2 separate regions of the Mus musculus genome follow, and region 1 is linked to region 2. The links are chromatin loops, found by intact Hi-C in ENCODE. Cell type or tissue: left cerebral cortex. All regions are shown on one strand.

Region 1 (8,000 bases), 52 kb after region 2:
CATGATCTCTCTTTATTGAGAACTAAAAAAACAAAAAACAAGAAAGGAAAGCTGTCGCTGCAGTGGATGGAGGGGCCCTCTCCAAATCTGTCTGTTGTTTTCTCGTCTCTTTACATTCTGTCCTTATTCCCAAGAGAAGCATGGGAAACTCAGAAAAGGTCCACGTCAGACATATCCTGGGCGTGTCATCTGGCTCTGGTCAGGTCTGGAGTGTAGTGTCTGCATCACACATGCAGACGCACCCGCTCTTTGTCACCTGTGTGCTCACGTGTGTTACAGCCTGACCTCTTCACGCTTCCCCACACAGTTGGCTGTGAGACGGTTTCTTTTTTGAAGGGAAGCTGGCGCTGGCTCCCGAGGATGTGACACCCTTAGTGTAGCATGATTATGTGGAGCAGAGCAAAAGTGACTCATGCCTGGTGGCCCCACTGTCGAAACAGTGATGCTGTTACCTCCTGATTTCCACGCTCTAAGTGGCCTAGTGCTAACTTTAGCCAAGAGAAAAAAAGATGCCTGTGTCAGTCCCAGAACTACTGACTGACGAAGATATTTGTCCTGGGAAGATTTTAACTTTAGGACAGACAGCCTCAGTGTTGATCTAGTCAACTGTGGGTTGACAGTTTACCCACTACCCAGAGGGTGCAACATTACAGTGCTATTTAAATGTCACGACAGTTGGCTTGTTTTTAATCCAGTGAGTGGAACAGTAAAGGCAGGGTGCTAGGTGTGGGAATATTGTCTTATTAGAATTGTATCACAACCCTGTTCAGTTCGGGTATGTGCTGGTGAGGGAAGGGAGGCCCAGAGGCTTTCCTTGTCCATGGCCATGCTGTCTAGTGGTATTTTAGCCAGTGTTCTATTGTTAGTGATGCAATACCCCAGGCTAGGTAATATAGAAAAGAGTGTCAGATTTAGTGGTACCCACTTGTAATTTCAGCGTCTGGGAGGCAGAGGCAGGATGCTTGCAAGTTTGAGGATAGCCTGGGCTGCGTTCTGAGACCCTGGCTCAGCAAAACAAAGAAAAGGTGTTATTTTTGCTCATGGTTCTAGCCCAAGTTGAGGGGTTTATCTGGTAAAGGCTGTCTTCCTGGCAAACTGTTGATGCACATGGGGAATCATGGCTGGTGACAGGGATACTGTGAACATATGTTCTCTGCCTTCCCTGTCTTTTTTCTTGGCTTCCACCTTGGTGGCAATGATGTTTAGAAAGGGGGACACCAGGTGCTAGAGAGGTGGCCCAGTAGTGGGTGTTCCTGCAGAGGACCCGGGTTCTGTTCCCAGACCGGCATGGCAACTCAGCCATTTGGAACTCCAGTCCCAGGGGATCTATTGCTCTCTTCTATCCTCTGAGGACAGATAACAGAGCAGAGGGGTGGTGGTGTGCCCAGTTTGCCAAGCCCTGTCATAGGTATAATGAGTTCTTTCCTGCAGCATGCCTGCTTAGATGTCTAGATCTGCAAGTGACATCTTGCAGCCTTCCATACTCTGCTGGGTGAGTTGACTTACACAGGCCTCTAAAATGAAAGGGCCTTGGCCTGGCAGCTTCCGTCTCACCTGATTGGACTTCCTAGCCGGAGTCACATGCTGATTGTCTGGCTTGTGTTTTTTGTGCTTCTTGAAGGCAGAGAGGTTGGGCTCATCAGCTTGTCCTTGTATCCCCAGTTCCTGCTGTGTGGTAGGCATGCGATAAATAACTGTTGGATGCATGCTTGGGTCCATGAGGAAGAGTTTAACCAGTGGATCAGTATTCGTTCCTATTTCTGTTCCTGAGACTGACTATGTGACAGAAGCAACCAGAGGGAGGAAGGATTTGTTGTAGGGTGTTGTCCATCATGGAGAGGAAGTGTTTGGTTTGGTTCATGGTGGCAGGAGCATGTGATCACACAGCAGCACACAGGAAACAGAACTTGTGCTAGAAGTGGATGGGGCCAGGCTGTGAGCGGAAAGGCTGGTCCCAAAGGCCTACACCAGCCAGCTAAGCCCAAGTCCTCTTCTGCTGCCAGCTCTACGACTGTGATGTGATCCAGGAGCCAGACACTGGTTTCTTTATAAAATGGGCCTGTTGCCATGGTTTGATCATGGTTTGCTCCCATCGAAATGCAGGCTGAAATGGAATTTTCAGTGTAACTGTGTTGAGATAATTAGAAGCTGGGCATGACAACATATGCCTGTAGTTCTAGCACTTAAAGCCCTAGGGAGGTGTAAGCAAGCAGATCTCTGAGCTCTAGGCCAGCCTGGTCTATAGAGCAAGTTCCAGAACAGCCAGGGCTAAAGATCATTCTAAATACATAAAGGCCAGTTTAGAATACAGGGAGTCCTGTAGTTCATACCTGTAACTCCATCACTTAAGAGGCAGAGAGGTAGGAAGTTCAAGGCCAACCTGGGCTACATAGAGAGTTCTAGGCCAACCTAGACCAACTTGAAGACTTTGTCTCAAAGAGGGGGAAAAGGTGATTGGATCATGAGAGCTCCATCGTCATGCTAGGTTGGGTGTAGCTTCTGTAAGAGTGGGCTAGTTATCAGGAGAGCAGGTTGCTCGGAAGCCAGCAGCTTCGCTGTCCCTGTGTCTCTTGAGCAGGTGTGTGTCTTTTTCAGAGCCTGTCCTCCCTTTCTCCCTTACTCTCGGGTGGAACAGCACACCCTTCCCTGCCTGGAAGCTGAAGGCGAGTGACATGATCTTGGACTCTATTTACTTCTGCAATTGAATAAATTTGTTCTTTAAAAAGTTCCCTGGTACAGCCGCCCTGTGATCCCAGCTGCTTAGGCTAAGGTTAGAGGATTCAACTTCAAGGCCTACTTGGGCTACAAAGTTAATTTGAGGTTTATCTTTTTTTTTTTTTTTTTTTTTTTAGATTTATTTATTTATTTATTATATGTAAGTACACTGTAGCTGTCTTCAGACACTCCAGAAGAGGGAATCAGATCTCGTGATCGGATGGTTGTGAGCCACCATGTGGTTGCTGGGATTTGAACTCCTGACCTTCGGAAGAGCAGTCGGGTGCTCTTACCCACTGAGCCATCTCACCAGCCCCAATTTGAGGTTTATCTTGATAATGTAGTGAGAAAAAGACCTGTATGCCAGAGGGTCCTAGGCTCAACCTCCAATACCACCAATAACAAACAATAGGACGAATAAACAAATTATGCAGATTGAATATCTTGTTAATAATTACCAAAACAGACTAAGACATCTGTGAACCTGTGTCTGGTGAGTAGAAATATCTACTTTTGAATAGTTTGATTTGAACTATGAATGAGCTGATTTGTGTTTTCTGTGTATGTGATACTAACTGGCTTCTGTAGAAGATGAGTATATAAATCTTGAGCACAAGTATGAAAACTTAAGACACTCCCCAGCCTCCCATAGGTCATGGTACCTGGCAGCAACATTAAGATCTCTACAGACAGGGACGGGCAACTTCTTGACATTGCAAAAGGATTTTGTCATCTACAAATGGGTTTGAGCCCCACTCACAGCTATCCTGGGACACACGCCCTCGGGGCTATGGGTTGGACGCACCTATAAGCCACTTCCACCTGTGAACCATGAACCAGCTGAACTGGAGCTGAGTTGCCTTCAACTGTTTTAGCACTTGCCTGCCTGAGGCGTGAGGACACAAGTTCAAGGCCAGCTTGGGCTACCTTGGGAAACTCAGTCTCAACAAAAACTTAACAGACTATTGGACTAAAACAGATGTTTTTCAGCTCCTCCGGGGTCATGGAGGTTGTCACTGACAGAAGGAAGTGACTTAGGAAATGCCCAGAGCCTTCGTAGGACAGGGTGTAGCTCCATTATCGGCCCTGTGAGCAATTTAAGGAAGAAGTATCCCTTCTCTCTGGTTTCTCTGTGAGAAGGAGACAAAAAGACGCTCTGTGCCTTCTCTGGGTAAATTTTGAGTCACATATACACCATTGACATTTGTATTCAAGCAAGGTGCTGAAGGGCCAATGAGCTGGTGAGCATGTAAGATCATGCGCTGCCAAGCCTGACAGCTTGGAGTCCACATGGCAGAGTGGGAGAACCAGCCCCTGCAAGTTGTCTTCTGACTTCCATGTGTGCACCTGGTTCTTCACATGCACGTATACACACGTACACAATAAATTAGCATGTTTAGTCACACAGAGACCATGGTGCTGTGACAGTGAGCTTGGGGTCACTAATCCAAAAGGGCCAATCTGCAGCCAAGTGGTAGCTATTGTCAAAGTGACTGTGACTGTGTAGGACCACAATATGCCACCATTAGCTCCTAGCCCGACTGGTCATCAGCCATACTGACTGGAGCACAAGAATTCCTTTGCCTCTGTGGGATCCATGAATTGTCACTAACGCTACAGAACTCCCTGGACCAGAGCACGCTTGTTTTAAAATATGGGAATCAGGCAAGTGAGGAGCAGCCAGTAAGAGCAGGGCTGCCTTGGGCACCCAGCCCAGCGGCACCTAAGCATGAAGGCAAGAGCCACTACCAGACTTGAAACCTGGTGGGCTGAGTGAGTGAGGCAGCTCAGGGCAGCTTCCATGTGCTATAGGCACCAAGAGTCACAGTGCAGGTCCCCTCTTTTGCATATGCTTCTGGAGTGGCCAGCTAGATGTCCTGGCTGGAAGCCCTAGTGATGAGAGTGTCAGGACCTGGAAGCCTGATGCCCGTCGTTCACCCTTAGGATGGCTACTGAGCATTCCTAACCAAACGGGATGCCCTCCTCCTCTGAGCATGCCCTGTCCCTGGCCAGGAGCACATTTCATTCAGCTCCACTTTGTGTGCCAGCTCTCCCACTTGTTTATAATGAAGAACTTCCTCAAGATTCCGTAAGGTTCTCGGATTTATGCTGGAGTGTGACTCAGATGCAGTTTTGAGTTATATGTATGAGCAAGTTCTTATCTGACATAAATTACCAACATGCAGAGCGGTAGGATGTCGCTTCCAGAGGGAAAGCTGTTAGAAGCTTGGCTAAAATTATATCCATGCCTTTGCAAAGATTAATGAAGATGACTTTTGGAAAATCTTTCTTTGGGTGAGTTACATATAATAAAAGGGACAGATCATTTTAGTAATTAGGTTCCCTAAAATATAGGCTTGGGTTTTGATATATAAAAGAATAATTTTGAGAGCCTTGAACAATGGTTCTTGCCTGTAATCCCAACACTCATGAGGCAGGAAAACCAGGAGTTCAGGGCCAGCTTTAGCTACATCGCAGCTAAAGGCCAGCCTGGGCTATATTAGACCCTGTCTTAAAAACAAAAGTCAAATTATAACAACAAACACCAAGAGAAATTTTGGACAGACTGAGGCAGGCTTGATACTTGACACTCGGCAGACTGAGGGAAGAAGGTCTTGAGCTAGAAGCCAAGATGGTCTCAAACTCAAACGCTGAGAACTGGAGAATGGCTCGGGGTTAAGAGCTCTTCTGCTCTTCCTGCTGTTCTAGAGGTCCAGAGTTCAGTTCCCAGCACCCACATCGCACCTCCAACAGTCGAGATCTGACACACTTTTCTGGCCTCTGTGAGCACCTGCACACACTCTGTACACACATGAGATATGATCTGATGTTTATTATATATAAACATAAAAGCAAAATTAAAAAGCTTAAAAGATAGCATGGCAATGTAGTAAAAATTGGCAAAAAGGCTAATTTTGTCTTCTCTTGCTTTGCTTCTCTCTATATTGTGTGACTTGTAGGTAAAGGTAGATAGAGTTGGTAGGTATTCACAACTTTCTTGACTGATGGGACAGGCAATCTGGAAAGCTTGGGGCTGCTTTCTTACTTGTTTGCTGATCTATTATTAACAAGCTAGTGTTGAAGTTATATGATCCAATGTTTATTATGTATGAATATAAATAGGGCCTTGGTTATCTCAGTGGTTCATCTGAGATCATTTAATTTGTTTGCCTAATTTTAGAGTTTCTTATCTTCTACCCTATTGCACTCTGCCAGTGCACTATAATTTAAACTGCATCACAATTAAAAACTCACCTGAGCTTGGGAGATGTCCCTGTGAAGGATAAAAGGCCCAGATAAAGATCATGTCCCACAGTTTGTGGCTTAGCTGTGACCTTGAAGCAGTTAGGGGGGGTGTGGACAGTATTGATGCTGTCCCTTCCCTCCACTAATGGACCCTTCCTCGTTCTCTGGAGTGTGTGTGGGTAGCATGTATTTTAAATACTGGCTGTCTCCTTGGGGCTATCATTTAGAAGATGAATTTTGTGTCTGCAGGTTTGCTTTGCCTTTTCTGGGGTAAAGTTAAATTTGCGCCAAAGTTGTTCCTTGTTCTCCAACCCTAGGATCTTTGGTCTTGTATTAGGTGACTCTGGCTCCCAAGTGTCAATATATCAGAAGGGGCTAAACTCAGTAAGTACAAAATCCTGTTTGTGTGGCATTTGTGGGCAGGTGAAATTCAGCTACCTGTGCGTACATTTTGGAGGTGAGCATCAGCAGCAGTGGCCGCAGCCCTGGCTTCAGCTGCTTTTCTCTGGGGATGAGCAGGGATCTGAGTGACAGGCAGTTCCCATTGCCAGTGTAGCCACAGGGTAAGAGCATGCTGCAGTTTCTGCTGTCAGCCCTGGCGCCAGCCACACTGAGGACTCTCATCACTTCCTGGGGCCAAAGGATCAGGTCTGACCTCTGGCCAGCCCAGCATCCAGCCGAGCACAGAGTGCTGGCCTTGAACCCTTCCCTGGCACTGTGATTGGGAGCAAGCACAATAGTAGCTCCTCCAGACTTTATTATTTTGCAAAAGGTTAATTGTAGCTTTTAATCTTTCCCAGGATTAAATGGCCCTCTTTATAGATTGTGGTTTGTACTTCCAGCCAAACGGGGCTTCTGAGTCCAGCAGAGAATTGAAGAGAAACCCCTGACCTTTCCTAAATGCTGTCCCAGGTCCAGACTGTAGCCCAGACAGCTGCTGCCTATGACTGGTCATTGTCCCAGTGGTATGCACGGTCTCCATTTAAACAGTCCCAGGTTCAGAAAGAAGCAAGGCTTATGTGACATCTCAGTGGTGTGTGTGGAACGACGACAGGAGGCCCTTGGAGTGCGACACCAACCTGTGCCGGTGCTCTTTGTGCCTACTCCCATGCCTATAACAAAATAAAGCTGGAGAAATATCTCACCCGCTATGTTTAGGGTTAAGAATGTTAGAATGGGTGTGCAGAGGGCAGTGGAGGAGGGGCAACATGGGGGTTGGGAGGCATGCCACTCTGAGCGCTGTGTATCTGACTGCTCAAGTCACATGCAGTCTAACCCAGGGTGTCAGTCAAGTACCGGGAGAATTTGGGTCAGCTCATGGTAGGAAGAGGTAATTAGGTTTGTATGTGGAAACTGCATTTTGCAAGGGAGACCTGGTTTGACGTATTGTGGTATCTCAGAGGCAGACTCGGGGGTCAGACTGAGTTGATTTGGGCCAGCATCTTGGTCTAAGCCCCAGGCTTGTCTGCCCCAGGTTCCCATGTAACATGGCTTCAGCAGCAGTTCCTGTCGCTCCAGGATTCTTATTCTCTTACTCTGCAGTTTTATGTCTTTTACTTTGATTCTTCTCCTTGAGGAATTACAGTGACGGAGTCTCCTCCTTGCAAGTAATTGTTGAGCTTGTTCCTTTGTGGGTCTCCAGGAGTGCCATGGAGTTATGGGCTGGGGGCAGCCTGTTTAGCTCCTGAGCTCCAAGGATTTCATTTAACCCTCCGAGCTGTTTTCGGAGTCAGACTTCAGTCGTATGCTCGGTCACGAGACATTGCTGGGACTGAGGTGGGCCTTGTTCTCCCTGCTCTGTGGAGCTGGCAGTTTAGTAAAGCAATCAAAACAGGTCCAGGGCAGAGAAGGCGTCAGCTTTGCTTTGACCTGAAGGCTGCTAAGGCACTGCCCAGACTATTGGCCGTGTCATGGGGCCATGGTTGGAGGCCACACCTCAGTCAGCTAGATCTGAGGCCAGGTCCCAGCTGTACCAGTCTCCATCAAGAGGCAGGTCATTCCCCTGTTTTGAGCTTTGTTTCGAATGTGGTGGTAGGAAA
Region 2 (8,000 bases):
ATGTTAGGAGGGGCCTAGTCTTTAGGGTCAGGAGTGATGGGTCTTCCTTTAACTAGCTGTCCCTGTCCCAGATACACCATTGTTCCTCTGTGAGCTTCAGTTTCTACACCTGTATACCCAGACACAATCCTTTTTTTTTTGTTTGTTTGTTTGTTTTGTTTTTTGTTTTTTGAGACAGGGTTTCTCTGTGTAGCCCTGGCTGTCCTGGAACTCACTCTGCAGACCAGGCTGGCTTCTAACTCAGAAATCCACCTGCCTCTGCCTCCCGAGTGCTGGGATTAAAAGTGAGTGCCACCACTACCTGGCTTCTCTTTTCTTTTTAAATTACCTTTATGTACTTTGTGTGTGTGTGTGTGTGTGTGTGTGTGTGTGTGTGTGTGTGTGCCTGTGCTACAGTGTCTGAGGACAATCTCTGAGAGTCAGTTCTCTTCTCCCACCAGGTGGGTCCCAGGGATTAAACTAGATTGTTAGGCTTGGTAGTGGACATCCATGTCAGGGGAGTCATCTTGATACCTCAAAATCTTCACCTTTAAAAAAGAAGGGCCTGGCTGGGCAGTGGTGGTGCACGCCTTTAACCCCAGCACTTGGGAGGCAGAGGCAGGTGGATTTCTGAGTTCGAGGCCAGCCTGGTCTACAGAGTGAGTTCCAGGACAGCCAGGACTATACAGAGAAACTCTGTCTCGAAAAACAAACAAACAAAAACAAAAAAATAAAAATAAAAATAAAAAGAAGGATCTGGGGCTGGAAAGATGGCTCAGCAGTTAAGAGCACTGACTGCTCTTCCCAAGGTCCTGAGTTCAATTTCTAACAATCACATGGTGGCTCACAACCATCTGTAATGGGATCTGATGCCCTCTTCTGGTGTGTCTGAAGACAGCAACAGTGTACTTATATACATAATCTATCTATCTATCTATCTATCTATCTATCTATCTATCTATCTATCTATGAAAAAAGGGCTCTTCCCAGCATTCACACCAGACCTTATTGTTCTTGGTTTGATGTTATGTTGATGGTTAGCTGATCAGTCTAATATTTGTGGAAGGCAAGGAGGGTGACGGTCACTGTTTCTTGTTTTTCTTCTAAGATGATGGCTTGGGACAAGTGGCCAAGAAGAGCTTCAAGCCGTGTCACCACTGAAACCCATGCTTGCCATGCAGTTCTGGGTGTCGTGGAGCAAAGACCCCAAGGACCACTTGACAAAATCAGAGTTGGAATTTAAGAATGTAAAGCCAACCAGCAACTGCCTGGAGAGAACAGATCTCACAGAGCAGCCCTGACTGCCTTTGGCAGGGAGCTTTTAATGGAAAAACAAAACAAAACAAAAACCCAAAATCCAAATGCATATCCCCGTTGGCAGCTGCAGGAGGAAGTGGAGCAAGCTAACAGCTTAACAGAAGCAAAAGTGTCAGTTAGCCAGGGCGCCTTGACCTCAAGTCCCTGTGGTGGAGTTTGGTAATTTTCTAAGAGACTTATTCATAAAAGGGAATGTAAGTGGGCTTGGGGGGGTGGGCTGTCAGCTCTGCGCCAGACCTTAGATGCCTGCAGGACACACAAGATGGTGGGACCTTGGCCCCGCCACACAGGTACTTCTGATTAGATTCCTCATTTCTCGAGACAACGATTTTCTCCCACCCCCTTTTTTCTCCCTCTCCTCTCGTCTCCCTGCTACTCTCTTCTGGGTTTGGATATACAACCCAGCTGGCCTCAAACTCTTGGGTAAGCTTCTGCCTCAGCTTCCCTGGTGCTGAGATTCCAAGTTCCAAGAGAGAGCATTACATTCAGCAGTTGATTGGTTCCTTCTAGAACCAACCAGGAGTGCTTCTGTGCACACCTATGAGGGAACTTCTTCTTCTTCTTCTTCTTCTTCTTCTTCTTCTTCTTCTTCTTCTTAAAGATTTATTTATTATTATATGCAAGTACACTGTAGCTGTCTTCAGACACCCTAGAAGAGGGCATCAGATCTTGTTACAGATGGTTGTGAGCCACCATGTGGTTGCTGGGTTTTGAACTCAGGACCTTTGGAAGAGCAGTCAGCGCTCTTAACCGCTGAGCCATCTCTCCAGTCCCTGAGGGATCTTCTTGATTAGATTGTGGGGAACCTTCTGCAGAGGCTGAGATCGGAGGGGGTCTGAGGGAATAGTTTATGCGGTTTGCCTGCCTGTCTTGGCCTCTTGATGGTGAATGCTCTTTCTGCTGCTGGGATCCTTCACCGACATCAGGACCCAATGTCTTTGAATTTTCAACACGGACTGAAGACCAGTTTCTCACCGAGAATCCCTCAGCCCTTTGATGAAAGACAGGGCCTACTGATTCATCCAACCTCATGGCCTGAGCTTCTCTGACTGTATTGTGTAAGCCAATCTGATAAATCCCCATTGTTTTCTGTATCTCTGACATCCATTCTATTCTCCCAGTGAAACTTGACTAATACAAGGGCTGGCCTCCAAATCCAGGGCAAAGACTTCTGGGTCACACAGGTGTCTGGGACACTAGGACTAGAAGTTGAATTCAGCCAGGAGGGTAGGCAGTAGGACTGGATGATGACATTGGAATGTGGTCTCAGAGGGGCAGGGTGTCCTTCTGGGGTTGACTGGTCCTAGTGCGGGCCATGGGAGGGTGTGTTTGCCATTAAATGCTTATGCATTATCTCACTGGTCAGAGAACAAGACTGACTTCCTTATGTGCTAGGTCACAGCCTTGCCTTTCCTCTTGGAGGAGTTCCAGCTGTCATCTGTTGCGTCTAGAGCCCGTCAACATTCAGTTCGTGCTGTGTCACATGCAGGGGGCCAGTCTGAGCTCCTTTTTGGTCTCTAGGTTTACTGACTAGCAAGTCTCCCAAACATATCATGGATTTTGATTGTACAGAGGAATCTAGCTTTATTTTCCGCCGGTTGAGTTTTAATTTCACAGCAATGAGAGACTCGAAAGAGTATGGCCCCTAGCCGGGCGTGGTGGCGCACGCCTTTAATCCCAGCACTTGGGAGGCAGAGGCAGGCGGATTTCTGAGTTTGAGGCCAGCCTGGTCTACAGAGTGCGTTCCAGGACAGCCAGGGCTACACAGAGAAACCCTGTCTTGAAAAACCAAAAAAAAAAAAAAAAAGCATGCCCCCCCAGAGCGCCCCCTACTGGAATCTCCTGGGGAAAGAATGTTGAAAAATAAACGGCCCAGACCCAGTCATTGCAAAGTTGAGACATGCTAGAGTCCTCTGGGATGGGCTGATGCTGAAGTTTGGGACCCACTCATTTAGAAGGCAAAGTTGATAAGCAAAGACACTCTCACAACCTGCCCCTGTGCTATGAGGGACCTGCGGGACCTGCCTACCCTCTGCCCCCTCCACCCCTCCCTTTACCCTGTAAGGAACTGATGGGTGTAAAAATAGCCTCCACCATTCCAAGCACATTTTAAGCGAGAACTCATTTTTAAAAGTCACCTTCCTTTATCTGGGCCCTAGACACGATCCCTCTAAGGTAAACTTATGTTATCCAGGTGTAGTGGTGTATGCCTATAGTCATAGCGGTAGAGGCAGAGGCAGGAGGCTAAGAGTTCAAGGCTATCTTCAGCTACATATCAATTCTGAAAACAGCCTAGTCTACAGGAGACCCTGTATTAAAAAAAAACCCAAGATCATAATATATGATATATTTACGTCACACGAATTCTAGGCGCTAATTCTACTAATCAGTTTGCGATTGGTTGTTACGGTCAGGTGTGGAGGAGGAGCTCAGACATCCAGTTTCTGGAACTAGCAGGGATTGATAAAGTCCGACGTCCTCCTAAGACCTCTGTTCCTAAGAATCTGCCTAGCCAGACAGTTTCCCTCACGGCTTGGAGGCACTTGTTGCTAAATTGCAGGAAGAGGAAATTAAGAAATGCAAAGAGCTGGGGAAAGCGCCTCAGTTTCAATTGGGAGAGTGCAACGCTCGCTCCTCCCACTGGGATTCTGCCAGGTAACCCGCAGTTTTTCGCGGCCTCCCCTTCTTTCCAGTCCGCAGCGCCGCAGCCCCTTTAACAGCCCTGACCGATCGCTGGCCGATCCTCCAGGCCCGTCGCGGGCGCGCGGCACTGGCTGGATTGGTCATGTCTGGTGCGCGGCTGGCCCCGCCCCCTCCGCCCTGTGGTTGGGCGGTGGGGGCCGCGGCCGCGGGGCGGGTCCGCCGGCGGGGCGGGACGGCCGGTGCCCGGGGGCGGGCGGGCAGCAGCACGGCGGCCCCAGCCAGAGCCGGAGCTGGAGCTGGAGCAGGAGCCGCGGCGGCCGCCAAGTACGGGCGCCGGTGTAGTAGGATGAGGCAGCCAGCGGATCCGGGGTGAGCGCGCTCCGGGCCAGGTGGGGCGACGGGCGGAGCAGGCCCTGACTGGGTGGCCCGGCTACGGGACACCGGCAGCTCCCGCAGCCGTTGGCGCAGCGGGGCTCGGTCCCTTCCACACTACCAGGGCTCGGGACGCCGGCATGGGTGGCCCCGGGAGAGACCTTCCCTGCTTGGGGGCCGGGCAGGGCGGAGTCGCCCCGGGGCGGGAGGTGCAAGCCGTCAGGTCCCAGCCTAGCGTCCGCGGCTCGGTGTGGGTCCGGGAAAGCAGCATTCACACGCTCGTTGAAGGAAAACACTTGTCACCTCTGTGCGTGGGGCCCTTGCCGTCCTCCGCCCCCTGGGCCACCGTGGGAGAAGCTTGGGAATGGAGGAGCGCGGTTACTTTTGCGCGAATCTGTCAGTGGCTGTCGGCGCCTCGCTTGTTTTTCTCCCAACTCCTGGCGGACACCGGGGACCGAGGGGTGGCTTGTGTGCTTTCAAAGGGAGGTGGCGGCGTACCAAAAACCGGGGAGATCGGAAGGTTAACAAGTGACATTGGGCTGAGGCCTAACGCTAGCTGCCCCGCTGGGAGCATGGAGATGACGGTGGTGGAGACCGGGGGACCGATGCAGGGACAGGAGCTGCCGGCTCCATTGCACCACATGCCACTCCGGAGTGCCGACTCTACGCGCGGGAGTTGGTGCAAGGGAGTTTTTCCCCCACTGAAAAACGATTTTTGGAAAACTTAGCCCCTCAGTGGGTTGATGGTTACCTAAACCATCAGTTGTTATGGTTACACGGCATCAAATTTAAGGGCAAAGTCTGTTAAACACCCTCGCTCTTTTTTTTCCCCTTAGAGCTAAGGAGTACTTACTTTGTCATTAGATTTCATAGATGAGGAGGACATATTTTTTTAGAGTTAAAGGAAAAGTGTGACAACCTGAAGACACAGGTTGTGTCCTGTTCCGGTGTGAGGTCCAAATGTCTTGACACCATTGCTCAATTGAGAGGAATTGTCTTTTCAGGAGCTAGATTAAATCCAAAGAGAAAGTGAATTGTATGTGGAAAATAACAAGGGAAACTGAGGGACAAGTGATCTCTGGCGCTTGGGGAAGGGAGTTTGAAGGGTCTGGATTTATTGGCCGGTGAGAAACGTTTCTGTTAGCTTTTCCCAACCCTTAAATGGTTTCAGTATCTTTTCAGAGTCTTCCAAACAGATAAATGTCTTCAGGCTACGAGAATGAAGCCAGAGTGTGGCTGATCTTTGCTCCTTGGGCTCCCAGGGAGGGGACATGAAGGCTTGGAGAGGGATAGAGGAGGGCTCTGGGGGACTGCACATCCTTGTACGTGTGTCTTCAGGAAAGGAGATGAGCAAGGAGATTCAGATTAGAACGTGGAGGTGATGAAGTTCACTGACAGGTAGTAAAGGATAGGCGAGGAAGGACAGTTTGGGCTGAGTGGCGAGAAGTGAGAGCTGTAGCCGATGCTAGACCACTAGCCGATGCTAGACCACTGTATGTGATTAGAGGTTATGTTCTTAGACTGCTTCTAGGAAAGGCAGCAAAGGTTAGGCTGCCCCCAACCTCCTATGTGTGTGTATGTAGTATGTGTGTATTATGTATGTATGTATGTATGTATGTATGTATGTATTTTGAGAAAAGGTCTCTCATATCCCAGGTTGGCCTTGTTCCTAGCTGAGATAGACATTGAATGTCTGATCCTTTTGCTGCCAGTTCCTGAGCGCTAGGGTTTCTGTCCTGCGTCTCCACACCAGGTTTGTGTGGTGTTGGAATCAAAGCCAGGGCTTCATGTGTGGTAGGCAAGCCCGCTACCAATTGAGCCATCTCCTCAGCCTGATGACACTAAGACTAACTGTAGGATTTTATGAACAAAGACATTGCCCAGAGTCAAAAATATTTATTTGATAACTTTTTATTGAGAGTCTGTGATGTGCTAGAATCTGCTAGGCTTTGTGGCTGTGGTAGGGGTGGAGGAGGAGGAAGGAGTTCCATCAAAGTCAAAAGCTCTTGTTTTCTGAGGCCCTTGAAGTAGGAAGAGAGAAATATACAGAATGTTACTCAATAAAAACAGAGAGGGAGAAATCTTTCTGCCTCAGATTACTTTGATAGCAAACTGAATCTTCAAAGGCCAGTTTCTGTGTCAGGTTCAATACAAAATTATATTCATCTTTATGTTTGTTGGCCAGTGTCTTGATGTTAGGCGTCTTGTCTTTCCCTTTTTCTTACGAGTTCATTAATTCACAAATTAGGAAGATCATTGCAGAATGCTGCCCTCAAGGTTTTCTTTCCATCCTTTTCCTTTTTTCCTTCAAGGAATTCTGTCTCCGGTTTGACCCTTAGTATCTTCTAAGAGTCCCACTTAGGGCTTGTTGAGGTCACAGGGGTTTTGGATTCTTTGATTCTCTCCCAGAGCAGAAGCTGACTGGAGCTGAAGAGGTGGGGCTTTGGTCTTGTCTTGTCTTGTCTTGTCTTGTCTTTCCTTTCCTTTCCTTTTCTTTTCTTTTCTTTTTTTTTTTTTTTTTTTTGACACAGTGTCCTGAAACTCTCTCTGTAGGCCAGGCTGGCCTTCAGCTCAGAGATCCACTTGCCCCTGCCTCCCAAGTGCTGGGATTAAAGTTGTGCGCCACTGCTGAATAAAGGTGTTTTTTCAAGTCGTAGGTCTTTTTGAACCCAAGACCTGCTTTTCCCATTGTACTGTACGGCTTTGCTTTTCCTGGAGCCAAGTGGAGTTTGCGAGAGTTAACTTAGGGCAGCGTCCATATGACAGGTCAGGCTTGGCTCTGGCTAATGAGCTGCTGTGCTGTGTCTGTGAACAGTCAGCATCTGGTGTCCTGCCTCTGTGTGGTGGAATTTTGGGGCGGGGTGGGGGTGGTCCTTAGGAAGTCTGGGGGAGAGGTAATCCAGCTTTCTGGGACTGCATCACCAGTGTGTCTGCTCACCAGCTTGGTGACCTTGGGGAAATTGCTGTCTTTGTGTACCTCAGTCTCTTCACCTGTCGAGACAGTATTCACGGGCGTCGCAACACCAAGACAATGCAATTTGTATCACTGTAGTGTTCATGACAACAGCCAAGATTTACAGAGCCTTACAGTGTGGCACATGAGACGTTTTTAGGTGTGTGAAATATTGGTGGTCTTATAGTCAGTGGTCTTAGCTTAGATGGACAGTGGTAGTGGATTATTTATAGGCAGTTATGAGGAGGGTTAAGTGAGGTCATTGGTGTGTTTGGCATACAGTGAGCCCCCGGACCACTTGATGCTGTCACGTGGCAGAGTGAGCAGTTAGCTGTAGGTGCCTCGAGCATCCAGGAAGCTTTGACACTCAGAGCCCTGGTGATTATCCATGGACAGGGATCCTGGCCTGCAGGAACGGTTTCCTGTGTGCCTGGAGTGCTACTTACTGTCTTTTAGGTAACTGCTGTCCCCATGAGAAGCATTAACCTCAGGAACTAGTGAGCCACGGGCAGTCAGCTCCCTTTGTCCTGGCTGTTCACTAAGTTTTTTTTTTTTTGTCACCTTTAAATCCCTCAGTTAAAAATAAAGATCGATTTAAAAAGACTGGAACCCCATACTGATGTATTCTTCTATGTGAGTTTTAAAGTGACTAAGGTTATATTCAAGATTGTGTGTTGTTCCTGTTGAAACACCTAAGAGTGCCTGATGGTACCGTATGAGATGAACAGAGCCCTGG

Evidence for each region. Hi-C counts contacts between places; a loop is a spot of excess contacts. Peaks named below come from ENCODE experiments on the same cell type or tissue, not always from the same donor. Only the 100,000 strongest peaks of a DNase experiment are listed, where the experiment ranks them.
Region 1: a loop joins it to region 2, with 4 times the contacts of the local background. A loop is called at or near these places in 6 of 42 quality-filtered maps.

Annotation. Positions count from the first base shown.
Region 1 is chr11:106,556,809-106,564,808 of GRCm38, reverse strand. The region is part of intron 2 of Tex2 (testis expressed gene 2); the gene reads left to right. Among named protein-coding and RNA genes, the nearest start is that of Tex2, 52 kb to the left of the region's middle. In left cerebral cortex, no CTCF peak of the experiment used is centred here; DNase peaks (open chromatin) are centred at 348, 1,112, 1,993 and 4,802; H3K27ac peaks cover 2,833 bases.
Region 2 is chr11:106,609,166-106,617,165 of GRCm38, reverse strand. It overlaps Tex2 (testis expressed gene 2), which reads left to right and starts at 4,236. Exons shown (of 12, transcript NM_198292.3): 1 at 4,236-4,308. In left cerebral cortex, CTCF peaks have their summits at 839 (motif pointing left), 3,155 (motif pointing left) and 3,930; DNase peaks (open chromatin) are centred at 4,038 and 4,888; H3K4me3 peaks cover 2,152 bases; H3K27ac peaks cover 1,507 bases.